Linked DNA regions of Mus musculus: region 1 is linked to region 2. Evidence: chromatin loops called from intact Hi-C (ENCODE). Cell type or tissue: left cerebral cortex. All regions are shown on one strand. Links, peaks and the distances in the headings refer to the core of each region. The heading gives the core; the rest is flanking DNA.

Evidence for each region. Hi-C counts contacts between places; a loop is a spot of excess contacts. Peaks named below come from ENCODE experiments on the same cell type or tissue, not always from the same donor. Only the 100,000 strongest peaks of a DNase experiment are listed, where the experiment ranks them.
Region 1: it touches region 2 in a loop (8-fold over the local background); 15 of 42 quality-filtered maps call a loop at or near these places.

The regions. Positions count from the first base shown.
Region 1 is chr17:13,956,382-13,964,914 of GRCm38, reverse strand. It overlaps a transcript of Gm7168 not described here. Among named protein-coding and RNA genes, the nearest start is that of Gm7168, 12 kb to the right of the region's middle. In left cerebral cortex, for the core only: no CTCF peak of the experiment used is centred there; a DNase peak (open chromatin) is centred at 3,619.
Region 2 is chr17:14,043,915-14,052,447 of GRCm38, reverse strand. It overlaps Gm34107 (a long non-coding RNA gene), which reads left to right. Exons shown (of 6, transcript XR_876614.1): 5 at 735-806; 6 at 1,874-2,388. Among named protein-coding and RNA genes, the nearest start is that of Gm34107, 8.9 kb to the left of the region's middle. In left cerebral cortex, for the core only: no CTCF peak of the experiment used is centred there; no DNase peak of the experiment used is centred there.

The DNA of each region.
Region 1 (8,533 bases), core at 449-8,448, 88 kb after region 2:
TTGTTTTTGCCATACTCACCCTGAGTGAGGATATATGTGTCTCTCACTTCTGCTAGAATAGGAGATAGTAAACATGGGTGATAATCCAGATACTCCTGTCTGTATGAAGGAGTTGCTTCACCAGCTATGGCTCTCTATCTCAAAACATCCAATCTAACAAGTGCTAAGATTTGAACCTTTAAGGAAATATGAAAGCAGTTATGTGAATTACAGACTTCACAATTCTGAATTTGAAAAAGGCTTGTACCTGACTCTGTGCTTTCTTAAGCTCCTCAGATATCTTTGTTTTGTCTATGGACAGGCCTAGTTGCAGTGCTAGGGAACCAATAGCTAACTTTGACTGGGCCTGTGTCATGTTCATGAGTTTGGGAAGTCCTAGATGACAATTCTGAGGTCTTTGAGGCCCTTGTATCTATGTAGTAACTGAAGTTCCTCAAAGTGTAACCATGACTCAGGATGCAGAACCCATTGCAAGAGATGCTCAGTTGAAAACATGGCATCCAAGAGGGATTGAAGAGAGCTGACATGGAACATGATGCTAATCTTTCTAAGCTCCTCCCCATTTCACCAAATATCTACAAATTTAGAAAGCCTCAGCCCATGCTGAGAAGTGTACAGAGAAAGATCTTCCCATCTAGCGGTCCCCTTCCTATAAGAAATAGATTTCAGGACAGAAAATAATTTTTGAGGGGAAGTTTTTTTTTTTCTTAAACATCACACTTTTCTTCTTGTATTCAATTTTAAGTAATTGTTTATTTTAATTTCACATGCATTTGCATTTTTCCTGCATGTACATATGTGTGTGGGGATGTGAAGGACGTGAAATACCCTAGGAAGTTTGTTGGTCATGGGCAGTTCCATTTAAAACACTCAGAATAACAGATGAAATGCAACATCACCAATATTCATTTGGGCCCTTTCATTATTTTTCTTTGGATGTAGCTGCCCTTGAAGCTGACAGTGTCATCTTTGAGAATGTGTGCCATACAGAGAGCTAGAGCTGTTATGGCTCATGTCCTATGGCTACCAGAGGACCTGCATACAGTCATATCTCTAGGCAAGCATGCTGAGGAAGAAACAATCAGCCACATCTAAACAGTGTGGGATGTGTCACTACACAAAGTATATGATTTCAATAGCAAATGTACATTGTATAGAAAAGGATAGAGTGAAGGAGAAAGATGCCATAGACTAGGATTCCGTTACACATTGGTTTCCATGTGGCTTTGTCAGACATGACTGGATAGGGTCTTAGCGACATCTGTAGATTTGGAGAAACATAACCCAAGACTGACCTCTCTTCAATGAGAAGACTAGCCTAATGTGTGGCTTCCTTCTCTAGATCTCAGCAGAAAAGGGATGTCAAATGTCCTTGTGTTTGCTATTCTCCAGTCCTTTTAAGAAGAAAGGATCCTCCTTCAAGATAGCATGCTTGTGGGTGGTAAGATCTGTCACTGTTGTGGTTTGATTATGAACATCCCCCAAGGATCTTGTGCTGTAAACTCATGTTTGAACTCTTAGGACCACCCAAGTGTGACCGTGTGTGCCCATAAGCCCAGCACTGAGGGACAGTGGCAAATCAGCATATTCCTGTTGCTTACAAGATTCTCAGCCTAGCTGAGATGACAGAATTGTGTCTCAGTGAATGACCTGACTTGAGGTCATAAGGGAGAGAGCAATGAAAAAAGTATCTAATCTTTTCATTTTGTCTCTTCATGCTGATACAAAGAAGCACACACATACACACAAACACATATACATGCATACACTCTCATGACACACAGGCATATTCATACATACAAGCACATAGGAAAGCACACACATGAACATACAGTCATGACACAGTTAAGCATACATAAGCAAACACCTGCATACATATATGGAACACACACACACACACAAATACACACACACCATACTACACATATGCAAATACACATACACACACAGGGAACACAAATAAACACAAACAAACACTCACACAACAGAGATGCACACACACATACGTTTGTACCAACAATACACGTCAGGCCATACCACACAGACACACACACAATTACACACATGGAACACACACAAGCACATACACAGATGCAAACACATTCACCCCACACCATACAACACACACCATATACAAAAACACACATACACACAAAGAGATGGTGCCTACTGTAGGATGATTGGTTCATATACAGATGGATCCTGTCTAGCAAAAACTGGTTTTGATGAAAAGAGCCAAACCGTTCCCAAATACCTCTCACTTCTCCTCCTGCCATGGGGTCTTTCTTTTCTGCACACAATCCAACTAAGATGTCACATAAGACGATGACAAAGGCTGACCGTTGAGGTCACCCCAGCTTTCTATATCAAAACTGACCCAAACTAACCTCTTCATGTATAAGCCAGCTTCAGTCAGTTTGTTCTTGCAAAAGAAAGTGGACTTTCTCAGCCACCCTTAGAACAACCTCATTTCATAAGGTGTGGCTACTGTCATGTGATCATGTATGAAGAGTGCTTGTGAGAGGAGGAGGCAGACTGCAGCTTTAGAGGTGGATTGAGATGGCCTTAGTTCAATTTTGAATATTCCAGAAGAAAGAAGTTGCTTTGTACAAGAATATCTTCAGATCGGGCAGGCTTATTGTTTGGTACCAGGTTACAGTACTAACCCTATCACTTCTCTGTTGGTGTACATGTCAGAATGTCTCCAGGAATGAATTTATGTTGGGTCAGGTTGGGATTATATTTTGCTCTTACTTATTGAAGGCATCACAAAATGAATTTTTGAGAAAACCACTGACTGCTAATATTTGCAGTTTTGAATTTAATTTAAAGTCTCAGAACACCTGTTTTGGTGTGCCCATTCTCTTAGGTCATAAGGATTAGTTTGTCTACTCTCTCTTGTCATGAGGGTTAGTTGATACAGGTGCTCAGCAAAGCTGGCCACTGTCTCAAGTCACAAGTGTCAGTGTGGCCACTTGGGTAGCATGAATCTGTTTTTCTGCTCTGAAGGATTTTGGTTTTAGATGCATGTAGATCGTCTACACACCATATATCCCAATACTTGGAGAAAATGTCTCTCTGTGTCTTCCAAACCCTTGGTGTACATGGTCTTCAGGACAGCCAGAACTTTAATGGTGAGAGTCTGTCTCAAAAAAAAAAAAAAACCTAACAAAACACCACACACACACACACACACACACACACGCACGCACGCACGCACACACACACACACACACACACACACACACACCACTCCTGAAGCCTGAAGGATTTGAATTTGGGTTGGGTCCTCTTGTGGTTTTCCTGGCCAGCACATCTGGATTGACCTCATAGGTATGAAGAGGTTCAAAAGCTTTCTTGTCCTGGAGATGCCTGTTTACCTTTTTTACCTAACCCACATCTTATTTGAAATTCGAGGGAGAGCAGCTTGCTGGCTTTTCAGCAACACCTATTGACACACAAGGAAGGTTCTCTCTGCTACTGATGTGAATTTCTGAATTCCTATGTCATTTTGAATAAGCTATCCTCCATGGTCTTGGACATTTGAGTACTCAGTTCTCAGCTGGTGACTATTTTTGGGTAGATGTAGGAGGTGTGCCTTGCTGAAGAAGGTCACTGGGGCGGGGATTTGGGGTTTTAGATATTTGTACCACCCCCAGTGCATTCTGCTTTGTAATTTGTGTCTAGATGGGAGCTCTCAGCTTCCTTCTCCTTCCACCAAGCCTTGTAGTTATTGAACTTAACCGCTGGTAACAGGTGACCTCTAGACCACGAGTCCCACTAGCCTCATTGTTTTATACTTTGCTCTGCTCATGGCATTTCTGTCCATAAATACAAAGGTAACTAATGCAGATATAATGGAGTGGACTCTTAGTGTGACACCTGATCATACCAGGTTGTGCATATGTGGTTTTTGTTTTGAGCAACGTGGAAGACTTTGGAACTTTGAACTAGAAGTGTTTTAATGCTCTAAAAAGAGCTTGATGGGCTAGACCTCACTCATCTAACCATCTAATCTGTGATAGGGAGTGATTTAGTTCTGATTTTACTGCTGTGAACAGATACCACAACCAAAGCAACTCTTATAAAGACATTTAATTGGTTCTGGCTTATAGGTTGTACTGACTAGTTTTGTGTCAACTAGACACAGCTGGAGTTACCACAGAGAAAGGAGCTTCAGTTGAGGAAATGCCTCCATGAGATAAAACTGTAAGGCATTTTCTCAATTAGTGATCAAGGGGGAAGGGCCCCTTGTGGGTGGGACCATCTCTGGGCTGGCTGTCTTGGATTCTATAAGAGAGCAGGCTGAGCAAGCCAGAGGAGGCAAGCTAGTAAGGAACATCTCTCCATGGCCTCTGCATCAGCTCCTGCTTCCTGACCTGCCTGAGTTCCAGTCCTGACTTCCTTTGGTGATGAACAGCAGCCTGGAAGTATAAGCCAAATAAACCCTTTCCTCCCCAGCTTGCTTCTTGGTCATGATGTTTGTGCAGGAATAGAGACCCTGACTAAGACAAAGGTTCAGAGGATTAGTTCATTATCATCAAAGTGGGAGCATACAGGTTCCAGGCAGACATGGTGCAGGAGGAGCTAAGAGTTCTTCATCTTCATCTGAAGGCTGTTAGGAGAAAACTGGCTTTCAGGCAGCTACCACAAGGACCTTATAGGTCACACCCACAGTGATACACTTCCTCCATTAAGGCCACACATACTCCAACAAGACTACATCTCCAAATAGTGCCATTCCCTGGGCCAAGCATTTTCAAACCTCCACGGGGAGCTTAAGGCATTTCTGGTTCCTGGAATCCCCTGTGATCAGAAGCATCACCCCGTGTACTCTCATCAGTCACTACAAGTAAAGCAGCTAAGCAAAGGGCTGAGACAACTGAGAAGTACTAGTTTGGAAGGTGTGTCAGTTTTCATCTGTATAGACAGACACTATGGTTGTGACCTGATCTCAGCTGTCCAGGTTTCACCAGTGTGACCCATGGACCATGTCCATTCTCCTGTAGGCAAGTGTCATTTGGCACTTATCTTAGTTAGGGATTTACTGCTGTGAACAGACACAATGACCAAGGGAAGATTTATAGAAAACATTTAATTGGGGATGGCTTACAGGTTCAGAGAGGTTCAGTCCATTATCATCAAGGTGGGAGCATGGAAGTAACCAGGCAGGCATGATGCAGGCAGAGCTGAGCTGAGAGTTCTATGTCTTCATCCAAAGGCTGGCAACTAGGGTGAGGATCTTATGCCCACACCCACAGTGACACATCTACTCCAACGAGGTCACACCTATTCCAAGGTCACACTTCCAAATGGTGCCACTCCCTGTTCCATTAATATACAAACCATCACATTCCACTCCCTGGTCCCCATAGACTTGTTCAAACACATGAGTCTATGAGGGGCGGGCATACTTAAACATAGCATAATGCAAAATGCATTTAGTCCAACTTTTAAAGTCCTCATAGTCTATAGCAGTCTAAACAATGTTAAAAGTCCAAAGTTCAAGGTCTCTTCTGAGATTCATCTAATCACTTAACTGTAATCCCCAAAGAAAGACAGGGAGCCAGCTGGGCAAATTCCACTCTACATCTCCATGGCTGATGTCAAATAGGTCTTCAGATCTCCACTCCTTTTTCATCTTTGTTGACTGCAACAAACTGCTTTCTCCTGGGCTGGTTCCACTCCCTGTTAGCAGCTTTCCTCAGCATGTATCCCATGGCTCTAGCAGCTTTAACATCTTTGTGTCTCCAAGGCAATGTCAATGTTACAGCTTCTTGTTTCACTGTCTAGAATTCCAGTTGATGTTTTGTACTCCTCCTAAGGGCTGGCATCACTTCTCCAGCTCTGCCCTCTGTAGCAGTCTAAGCTCAGGTTGATCCACTCCACTATGGCTGTTGTTCTTAGTGATCATCCCGTGGTAGTGACATCTCCAATACACTGGGGTGTTCCACTCCAACTAGGCTTCACCAGTAGCCTCTCATAGGCTCTCTTCATGGTGCCAAGCCTCAAATCCTTTGCATAACCCCTTCAGTCCTAAGCCATCAACTACAGCTGAGGCTATACCTTCTCCAATTGCCTTCCATGACCTCCCCACAGTGCCAAGCTTCAGCTGTTCTTCATGACATTTTCATGCCTTCAAAACCAGTACCACCTGAGTGATTCTTACACATTACCAAGTCCAGCTGCAGCACAAGCTACAACCTTGGCTATCTCTGAAACACAGCCTCTGTGCTCTCAGAAAATACTTCCCAGAAGAGGTCACCTCAATGATGCTGTTCTCTTCTTAATCACCACTAATTGCTTAACTCCAGCTAATCAGCATCAATAGTCCCAGTAATGCAAAGTTTTTGCTTTAGTAGTTCTAGTATCATGTTAATCACAGCTGATTCTTCAGCCCCAACTAACCAGAACTACAGAATCTTCATAATCAAACTAGCAATGGCCCTGAAAAATGTCTTTAATCTTCCCTCTGAAATTTTACAAGCCAGGCCTCCATCTTCTGCACTGTTATCAACGTTATCTTCAACCCTTTGGAGACCCAAAGTGTTATGCCTGAGCAAGCATTGCCTGTACAAAGGTCAAGACAGCAGTGTAGCCTTGAGGGAGGCCTAACAGTGTTCTAAGTACAAGACAGAAGTGTAGCTGTGAGGGAGGCCTAACAGTGTTCTAACGATGTACAAGAACCCCTGGAGTCTTTGGAAACATCTTTCAATATGTATCACCCCATGGAGAAGCTCATTCCTGTGAAAATGTATGTTGCCCAGGGAACACTGTGACACATTCATATGTGGTGAGAGGACACAGCTCAGACGAGCATTTGTGGGACAAACAGGCCAAGGGAGTATCTATCTATCTGATGGACCAGAATGTCATAAATACACAGGAAGTACTTTTGATGAAGAAAAAAATGCAGATAATGTGACAGGAAATGCTGTCCAGAAAGCAAACTCATGTTGGCTCACACATTGGGTCTGTATTTTTCCTTGATAGTAGAAGATTTGTTATGAAGAAATGAAATATAAAGAGAGGCCTAAATATTTTATTTAATTTTAATACTTACATAGTGAGCTTATTATCTTAGTCTCCAAATAAACACTATGGAAAACTTTGGTATTTTTAATGTTTTTTAATAAGACTAACATTGACTCTTGTTTCTCTCAGATACTTTTGAACCTGAAATCTCAGGAGCTTAGAGCCAGGTACAGGAAGAATTGGACCTTCCCCATGCCCAGACTAGTGTCAGAGCTGGTTCCCCATTTCCTACCAGTGGGCAGACAAAACAGAATGATACGGTGGGAAGATGGGTTGAGGGCCAAGAACTGCCTTGCCCAGACATGGACAAAGGCTGGTGGTGCTGGAATGCTAGCAAGCCACTTTCAGGACTGGCTGGCATAGACGGGATAGCTGTACAGATCTTCCCTACACCACAATGTCCTATAGTGGTGGGTCTTCACCTGGCCAGTACAGGGAGAGGAAGCTTAGAAACTTCATTCCATGGAGAGGAGTTAACTTCTTGAAAACCAGCAACTCCACCAGTATGCAGCCTCAGATGTCACTGTGCGAGCTAGTCATGAGCTGTCTGGAAGACTAGGCAGACATACTGGTCAATTATGTGGTTGTCTTCTGCCTCCCAAACCTGAAGAGAGATATAAGAGTATGCTGGGAGTCCTCCTGCATATGTGCTTTCAGTGCTCCTACAGCCACAGAAGCCAGCTCTACCCAGACAGTTCTAATTCTGGCATAGGCTATCTATCCTGGGTCTGATAGGCCATCCTGTTGGTATGCCCTGTCTTAGCTCTCACAACACACTTCCCTGAAGTTTACCTTGGGCTGATTCCTTCAACCACCTGAGCATTCATTAGTCCATATCCCACCCTACCTTAGAATCGCTGATAATTCTGATACTTTAGGGTTTTTTCCAGGCTGGGCCGTGGGCTCTTGTGTAACTCTGAAACATCCTAGATGTTCTAGACAGCCTCCATGCCTTGGTATATGACCTCTTTGGGTCCCCACTGGAACCAAGGGATGCTGGCCTGATAAGAATTCCCACGCCATTGTCACCTTTTTGCACTTATATCTTTCAGAAATGGCTCTGGATGTGGTCGCTATACACTACCCTGGAAGCATCTGAGAATTTAAGGAGGGCCACCTTTGACTTAAACTTGTCCACTGACTCTCTGGGTTCTATCAATTGACAGTTGTTCCACATTGATGGGCAAACTTATGCTTTTCAGCCATGACAGACTTAGCCATGACAAACTTTAGGTTCTGCTCTGAAGACGCTACACATACCACACAGATAGTAGAGTCATGCACATTGTACTCTACCTAGGTTTCACAGGGCCTCTAGTGTAGTCTCTCTGGTGCCCTATGGTGGTGGGAACTCAAGTTTCATAGGTCCTGAGTTGTCTGGTAGCAGCCCTTTATAATAAGAGGTAAAGAAAAGTGGAAATAATATCCTGCCGATTTGCATGTCCACCACTGGAGGGTGCAACACTGCCATGCATCTGGTGAGCCACTCAACAAGTCC
Region 2 (8,533 bases), core at 262-8,261:
GACCTCAAGGTTCTGTGGAAGGACATCCAGTGGTTCCTCGAGCAGCTGCAGCAGCCAGGACTCATGGAACTACAGTGGAGGTGACCTATAGGACTAGGTAACAAATAGCCTGACCTGGCCAGTGCTAATATGAATCCCTAGGCTCAGACTGGAATGACCACTCAGGGCTACACTGAAGGCCACTCAGGGGCAAGCAATGTGTCATTAACACTGTAGGTGGCCTCCTTCTCAGAGTCAAGTTCAGACTAAATCAGCTGGCCTTGGCCACTGAAGTTAAATCCAGACTCTATGGGCGACAGTATAGAATATTGGCCAAATTATAAAATCATATGAGTGTGGCCACTGGGTGCTCCCTGGACCCACTATAGACGGGCAGAGAGAAGGCACCATTTCTGGATCTGCAGGGGTAAGGAGAGCTCAGCGTTCAAGAGCAGGCAAACTCTGCCTCTCCTAACCTGGTCTCTGGGGAGGAAATGGCCTCACTCTTGAGGTAGGCTCATCTGGGACCCTGCACACTGGTGTATGTAACAGACAGCTCCTGTCTTTCTTGCTGACAGTTCAGATCCCCAGCTGGCCTCATCTCAGACAGTCCTATGAGGAGGGGTATTTGGTTCCTACTTCAGAGTTTTGGCAGGAAAGGGCCCAGGACAGGATGGGCTCACAGCAGTGTGTATGGGCAGTGATCCTGTCTTGACCCTGCTTACTCGTCTCCTCTTCATCCTCCCCTTTTTTAGCAGCCACCCAGAGACCTTTGCAGAACTGTGGGTCATGCTAATGAGAATGAGGGGCCAGAGGTCACATCCCAGGTAAGGATTCCATTCAGTCCTTTTGGCTTCCACCCTGCCCACCTAAGATTTCCAAATTGGGTCCTCAGGGTCCTGGAGAATCTTTTACAGGCAGTCCTGGAGGGACAGCCAGGTTCTTGGGAACACTGAGTTTAGCAGTGCTTCTCTGCTTCAGGCTCAGAGCCTTAGTGAGTGGACTTGTTGAGTGGCTCACCAGATGCATGGCAGTGTTGCACCCTCCAGTGGTGGACATGCAAATCGGCAGGATATTATTTCCACTTTTCTTTACCTCTTATTATAAAGGGCTGCTACCAGACAACTCAGGACCTATGAAACTTGAGTTCCCACCACCATAGGGCACCAGAGAGACTACACTAGAGGCCCTGTGAAACCTAGGTAGAGTACAATGTGCATGACTCTACTATCTGTGTGGTATGTGTAGCGTCTTCAGAGCAGAACCTAAAGTTTGTCATGGCTAAGTCTGTCATGGCTGAAAAGCATAACTTTGCCCATCAATGTGGAACAACTGTCAATTGATAGAACCCAGAGAGTCAGTGGACAAGTTTAAGTCAAAGGTGGCCCTCCTTAAATTCTCAGATGCTTCCAGGGTAGTGTATAGCGACCACATCCAGAGCCATTTCTGAAAGATATAAGTGCAAAAAGATGACAATGGGGTGGGAATTCTTATCAGGCCAGCATCCCTTGGTTCCAGTGGGGACCCAAAGAGGTCATATACCAAGGCATGGAGGCTGTCTAGAACATCTAGGATGTTTCAGAGTTACACAAGAGCCCACGGCCCAGCCTGGAAAAAACCCTAAAGTATCAGAATTATCAGCGATTCTAAGGTAGGGTGGGATATGGACTAATGAATGCTCAGGTGGTTGAAGGAATCAGCCCAAGGTAAACTTCAGGGAAGTGTGTTGTGAGAGCTAAGACAGGGCATACCAACAGGATGGCCTATCAGACCCAGGATAGATAGCCTATGCCAGAATTAGAACTGTCTGGGTAGAGCTGGCTTCTGTGGCTGTAGGAGCACTGAAAGCACATATGCAGGAGGACTCCCAGCATACTCTTATATCTCTCTTCAGGTTTGGGAGGCAGAAGACAACCACATAATTGACCAGTATGTCTGCCTAGTCTTCCAGACAGCTCATGACTAGCTCGCACAGTGACATCTGAGGCTGCATACTGGTGGAGTTGCTGGTTTTCAAGAAGTTAACTCCTCTCCATGGAATGAAGTTTCTAAGCTTCCTCTCCCTGTACTGGCCAGGTGAAGACCCACCACTATAGGACATTGTGGTGTAGGGAAGATCTGTACAGCTATCCCGTCTATGCCAGCCAGTCCTGAAAGTGGCTTGCTAGCATTCCAGCACCACCAGCCTTTGTCCATGTCTGGGCAAGGCAGTTCTTGGCTCTCAACCCATCTTCCCACCGTATCATTCTGTTTTGTCTGCCCACTGGTAGGAAATGGGGAACCAGCTCTGACACTAGTCTGGGCATGGGGAAGGTCCAATTCTTCCTGTACCTGGCTCTAAGCTCCTGAGATTTCAGGTTCAAAAGTATCTGAGAGAAACAAGAGTCAATGTTAGTCTTATTAAAAAACATTAAAAATACCAAAGTTTTCCATAGTGTTTATTTGGAGACTAAGATAATAAGCTCACTATGTAAGTATTAAAATTAAATAAAATATTTAGGCCTCTCTTTATATTTCATTTCTTCATAACAAATCTTCTACTATCAAGGAAAAATACAGACCCAATGTGTGAGCCAACATGAGTTTGCTTTCTGGACAGCATTTCCTGTCACATTATCTGCATTTTTTTCTTCATCAAAAGTACTTCCTGTGTATTTATGACATTCTGGTCCATCAGATAGATAGATACTCCCTTGGCCTGTTTGTCCCACAAATGCTCGTCTGAGCTGTGTCCTCTCACCACATATGAATGTGTCACAGTGTTCCCTGGGCAACATACATTTTCACAGGAATGAGCTTCTCCATGGGGTGATACATATTGAAAGATGTTTCCAAAGACTCCAGGGGTTCTTGTACATCGTTAGAACACTGTTAGGCCTCCCTCACAGCTACACTTCTGTCTTGTACTTAGAACACTGTTAGGCCTCCCTCAAGGCTACACTGCTGTCTTGACCTTTGTACAGGCAATGCTTGCTCAGGCATAACACTTTGGGTCTCCAAAGGGTTGAAGATAACGTTGAGAACAGTGCAGAAGATGGAGGCCTGGCTTGTAAAATTTCAGAGGGAAGATTAAAGACATTTTTCAGGGCCATTGCTAGTTTGATTATGAAGATTCTGTAGTTCTGGTTAGTTGGGGCTGAAGAATCAGCTGTGATTAACATGATACTAGAACTACTAAAGCAAAAACTTTGCATTACTGGGACTATTGATGCTGATTAGCTGGAGTTAAGCAATTAGTGGTGATTAAGAAGAGAACAGCATCATTGAGGTGACCTCTTCTGGGAAGTATTTTCTGAGAGCACAGAGGCTGTGTTTCAGAGATAGCCAAGGTTGTAGCTTGTGCTGCAGCTGGACTTGGTAATGTGTAAGAATCACTCAGGTGGTACTGGTTTTGAAGGCATGAAAATGTCATGAAGAACAGCTGAAGCTTGGCACTGTGGGGAGGTCATGGAAGGCAATTGGAGAAGGTATAGCCTCAGCTGTAGTTGATGGCTTAGAACTGAAGGGGTTATGCAAAGGATTTGAGGCTTGGCACCATGAAGAGAGCCTATGAGAGGCTACTGGTGAAGCCTAGTTGGAGTGGAACACCCCAGTGTATTGGAGATGTCACTACCACGGGATGATCACTAAGAACAACAGCCATAGTGGAGTGGATCAACCTGAGCTTAGACTGCTACAGAGGGCAGAGCTGGAGAAGTGATGCCAGCCCTTAGGAGGAGTACAAAACATCAACTGGAATTCTAGACAGTGAAACAAGAAGCTGTAACATTGACATTGCCTTGGAGACACAAAGATGTTAAAGCTGCTAGAGCCATGGGATACATGCTGAGGAAAGCTGCTAACAGGGAGTGGAACCAGCCCAGGAGAAAGCAGTTTGTTGCAGTCAACAAAGATGAAAAAGGAGTGGAGATCTGAAGACCTATTTGACATCAGCCATGGAGATGTAGAGTGGAATTTGCCCAGCTGGCTCCCTGTCTTTCTTTGGGGATTACAGTTAAGTGATTAGATGAATCTCAGAAGAGACCTTGAACTTTGGACTTTTAACATTGTTTAGACTGCTATAGACTATGAGGACTTTAAAAGTTGGACTAAATGCATTTTGCATTATGCTATGTTTAAGTATGCCCGCCCCTCATAGACTCATGTGTTTGAACAAGTCTATGGGGACCAGGGAGTGGAATGTGATGGTTTGTATATTAATGGAACAGGGAGTGGCACCATTTGGAAGTGTGACCTTGGAATAGGTGTGACCTCGTTGGAGTAGATGTGTCACTGTGGGTGTGGGCATAAGATCCTCACCCTAGTTGCCAGCCTTTGGATGAAGACATAGAACTCTCAGCTCAGCTCTGCCTGCATCATGCCTGCCTGGTTACTTCCATGCTCCCACCTTGATGATAATGGACTGAACCTCTCTGAACCTGTAAGCCATCCCCAATTAAATGTTTTCTATAAATCTTCCCTTGGTCATTGTGTCTGTTCACAGCAGTAAATCCCTAACTAAGATAAGTGCCAAATGACACTTGCCTACAGGAGAATGGACATGGTCCATGGGTCACACTGGTGAAACCTGGACAGCTGAGGTCAGGTCACAACCATAGTGTCTGTCTATACAGATGAAAACTGACACACCTTCCAAACTAGTACTTCTCAGTTGTCTCAGCCCTTTGCTTAGCTGCTTTACTTGTAGTGACTGATGAGAGTACACGGGGTGATGCTTCTGATCACAGGGGATTCCAGGAACCAGAAATGCCTTAAGCTCCCCGTGGAGGTTTGAAAATGCTTGGCCCAGGGAATGGCACTATTTGGAGATGTAGTCTTGTTGGAGTATGTGTGGCCTTAATGGAGGAAGTGTATCACTGTGGGTGTGACCTATAAGGTCCTTGTGGTAGCTACCTGAAAGCCAGTTTTCTCCTAACAGCCTTCAGATGAAGATGAAGAACTCTTAGCTCCTCCTGCACCATGTCTGCCTGGAACCTGTATGCTCCCACTTTGATGATAATGAACTAATCCTCTGAACCTATAAGCCAGAACCAATTAAATGTCTTTATAAGAGTTTCTTTGGTTGTGGTATCTGTTCACAGCAGTAAAATCAGAACTAAATCACTCCCTATCACAGATTAGATGGTTAGATGAGTGCGGTCTAGCCCATCAAGCTCTTTTTAGAGCATTAAAACACTTCTAGTTCAAAGTTCCAAAGTCTTCCATGTTGCTCAAAACAAAAACCACATAAGCACAACCTGGTATGATCAGGTGTCACACTAAGAGTTCACTCCATTACATCTGCATTAGTTACCTTTGTATCTCTAGACAGAAATGCCATGAGCAGAGCAAACTATAAAACAATGAGGCTAGTGGGACTCATGGTCTAGAGGTCACCTGTTACCAGCGGTTAAGTTCAATAACTACAAGGCGTGGTGGAAGGAGAAGGAAGCTGATAGCTCCCATCTAGACTCAAATTACAAAGCAGAGTGCACTGGGGGTGGTACAAATATCTAAAACCTCAAACCCCAGCCCCAGTGACATTCTTCAGCAAGGCATACCTCCTACATCTACCCAAAAATAGTCACCAGCTGAGAACTGAGTACTCAAATGTCCAAGACCATGGAGGATAGCTTATTCAAAATGACATAGGAATTCAGAAATTCACATCAGTACCAGAGAGAACCTTCCTTGTGTGTCAATAGGTGTTGCTGAAAAGCCAGCAAGCTGCTCTCCCTCGAATTTCAAATAAGATGTGGGTTAGGTAAAAAAGGTAAACAGGCATCTCCAGGACAAGAAAGCTTTTGAACCTCTTCATACCTATGAGGTCAATCCAGATGTGCTGGCCAGGAAAACCACAAGAGGACCCAACCCAAATTCAAATCCTTCAGGCTTCAGGATAAAAATACCACAAGAGCCAATAGGGACAAGGTCATTAATCAAACACTCACTCAGCAGATAAGATTACACCTAGTCATAACTCAGAGACCTACTTGTTAAACAGCTTACATTCTGCAGTTCCCTCTTCAACACAATCCTAAATGCTACAATCAAAACAAATAGTATCTTTTTTTTTTTCAGCATGACTTGAAAACACTAAATACCTCTGAAGGTGGTGAGTGGAATCTGGCAGGACTTGGGGAAGTCAGCTAAGGGAGTACAAAATAACAAAACAACACAACCCAACTTCTCAACAAGCTAGCAGCAACCTGCCTGATGTCAGTGGAAAGATCCTGAGGGTTGATCAGAAGTTTGCAGACTTGAAGGACTGTTGCTCTAAAAGCTCACTTGAGGAATGAGATGGGTAGCAACTGCAGAGTGGTGTGTGTGTGTGCGTGGGGGGGGGGTTGTTAGTTTTTTGTTTTTTTTTTGAGACAGACTCTCACCATTAAAGTTCTGGCTGTCCTGAAGACCATGTACACCAAGGGTTTGGAAGACACAGAGAGACTCTTTCTCCAAGTGTTGGGATATATGGTGTGTAGACGATCTACGAGTGTCTTTAAATCTCAAACTGTGAAGATTTTTAAAGTCTCCTTTAGCTTGTCTTCGTGATGTTGGTTCTTGAGGCAATACAGCAAGCACCGAGGACAGAAAAGAATATACTCTGGGGGTTGTCCAGATGGATCAGAATTGAAAGGAACATACTGATGATCTTAGTTTCAAAGACACTGTTAATTTTCAGAAACAAATACAGTCCAATTTTACCCTTTGTCATATTCAGTAAGGACATCAAATCATGGATTAAACTATTTTTAGTGTGGTTATCCTACACAATCCTAAGGCTGATTCCTGTGAACCAGTCTTGTGGAACAGTAAGAAACAGCACATCAAAAAGCCTTCAGAGCAGGAAAGCACTGGCTGCCCTGGCCTAGGATCTGGGTGAGTATCCCAGCACCCAAAAGTCAACACACAGACATCTCCAATGCCAGTTCTAGGGTACCTGACTCTCACGTGACCTTTCTGGGCATTGTGCACATACACACAGCGCACATACACATGTAGGAAAACCAATCATACACACAAATAAAAATACATGCATCTAAAACCAAAATCCTTCAGAGCAGAAAAACAGATTCATGCTACCCAAGTGGCCACACTGACACTTGTGACTTGAGACAGTGGCCAGCTTTGCTCTTATGACTTGGGAGAGCACCTGTATCAACTAACCCTCATGACAAGAGAGAGTAGACAAACTAATCCTTATGACCTAAGAGAATGGGCACACCAAAACAGGTGTTCTGAGACTTTAAATTAAATTCAAAACTGCAAATATTAGCAGTCAGTGGTTTTCTCAAAAATTCATTTTGTGATGCCTTCAATAAGTAAGAGCAAAATATAATCTCAACCTGACCCAACATAAATTCATTCCTGGAGACATTCTGACATGTACACCAACAGAGAAGTGATAGGGTTAGTACTTAACCTGGTACCAAACAATAAGCCTGCCCGATCTGAAGATATTCTTGTACAAAGCAACTTCTTTCTTCTGGAATATTCAAAATTGAACTAAGGCCATCTCAATCCACCTCTAAAGCTGCAGTCTGCCTCCTCCTCTCACAAGCACTCTTCATACATGATCACATGACAGTAGCCACACCTTATGAAATGAGGTTGTTCTAAGGGTGGCTGAGAAAGTCCACTTTCTTTTGCAAGAATAAACTGACTGAAGCTGGCTTATACATGAAGAGGTTAGTTTGGGTCAGTTTTGATATAGAAAGCTGGGGTGACCTCAACGGTCAGCCTTTGTCATCGTCTTATGTGACATCTTAGTTGGATTGTGTGCAGAAAAGAAAGACACCATGGCAGGAGGAGAAGTGAGAGGTATTTGGGAACGGTTTGGCTCTTTTCATCAAAACCAGTTTTTGCTAGACAGGATCCATCTGTATATGAACCAATCATCCTGCAGTAGGCACCATCTCTTTGTGTGTATGTGTGTTTTTGTATATGGTGTGTGTTGTATGGTGTGGGGTGAATGTGTTTGCATCTGTGTATGCACTTGTGTGTGTTCCATGTGTGTAATTGTATGTGTGCCTGTGTTAGGTATGGCCTGACTTGTATTGTTGGTACAAACGTATGTGTGTGTGCATCTCTGTTGTGTGAGTGTTTGTTTGTGTTTATTTGTGTTCCCTGTGTGTGTATGTGTATTTGCATATGTGTAGTATGGTGTGTGTGTGTTTGTGTGTGTGTGTGTGTTCCATATATGTATGCAGGTGTTTGCTTATGTATGCTTAACTGTGTCATGACTGTATGTTCATGTGTGTGCTTTCCTATGTGCTTGTATGTATGAATAGGCCTGTGTGTCATGAGAGTGTATGCATGTATATGTGTTTGTGTGTATGTGTGTGCTTCTTTGTATCAGCATGAAGAGACAAAATGAAAAGATTAGATACTTTTTTCATTGCTCTCTCCCTTATGACCTCAAGTCAGGTCATTCACTGAGACACAATTCTGTCATCTCAGCTAGGCTGAGAATCTTGTAAGCAACAGGAATATGCTGATTTGCCACTGTCCCTCAGTGCTGGGCTTACGGGCACACACGGTTACACTTGGGTGGTCCTAAGAGTTCAAACATGAG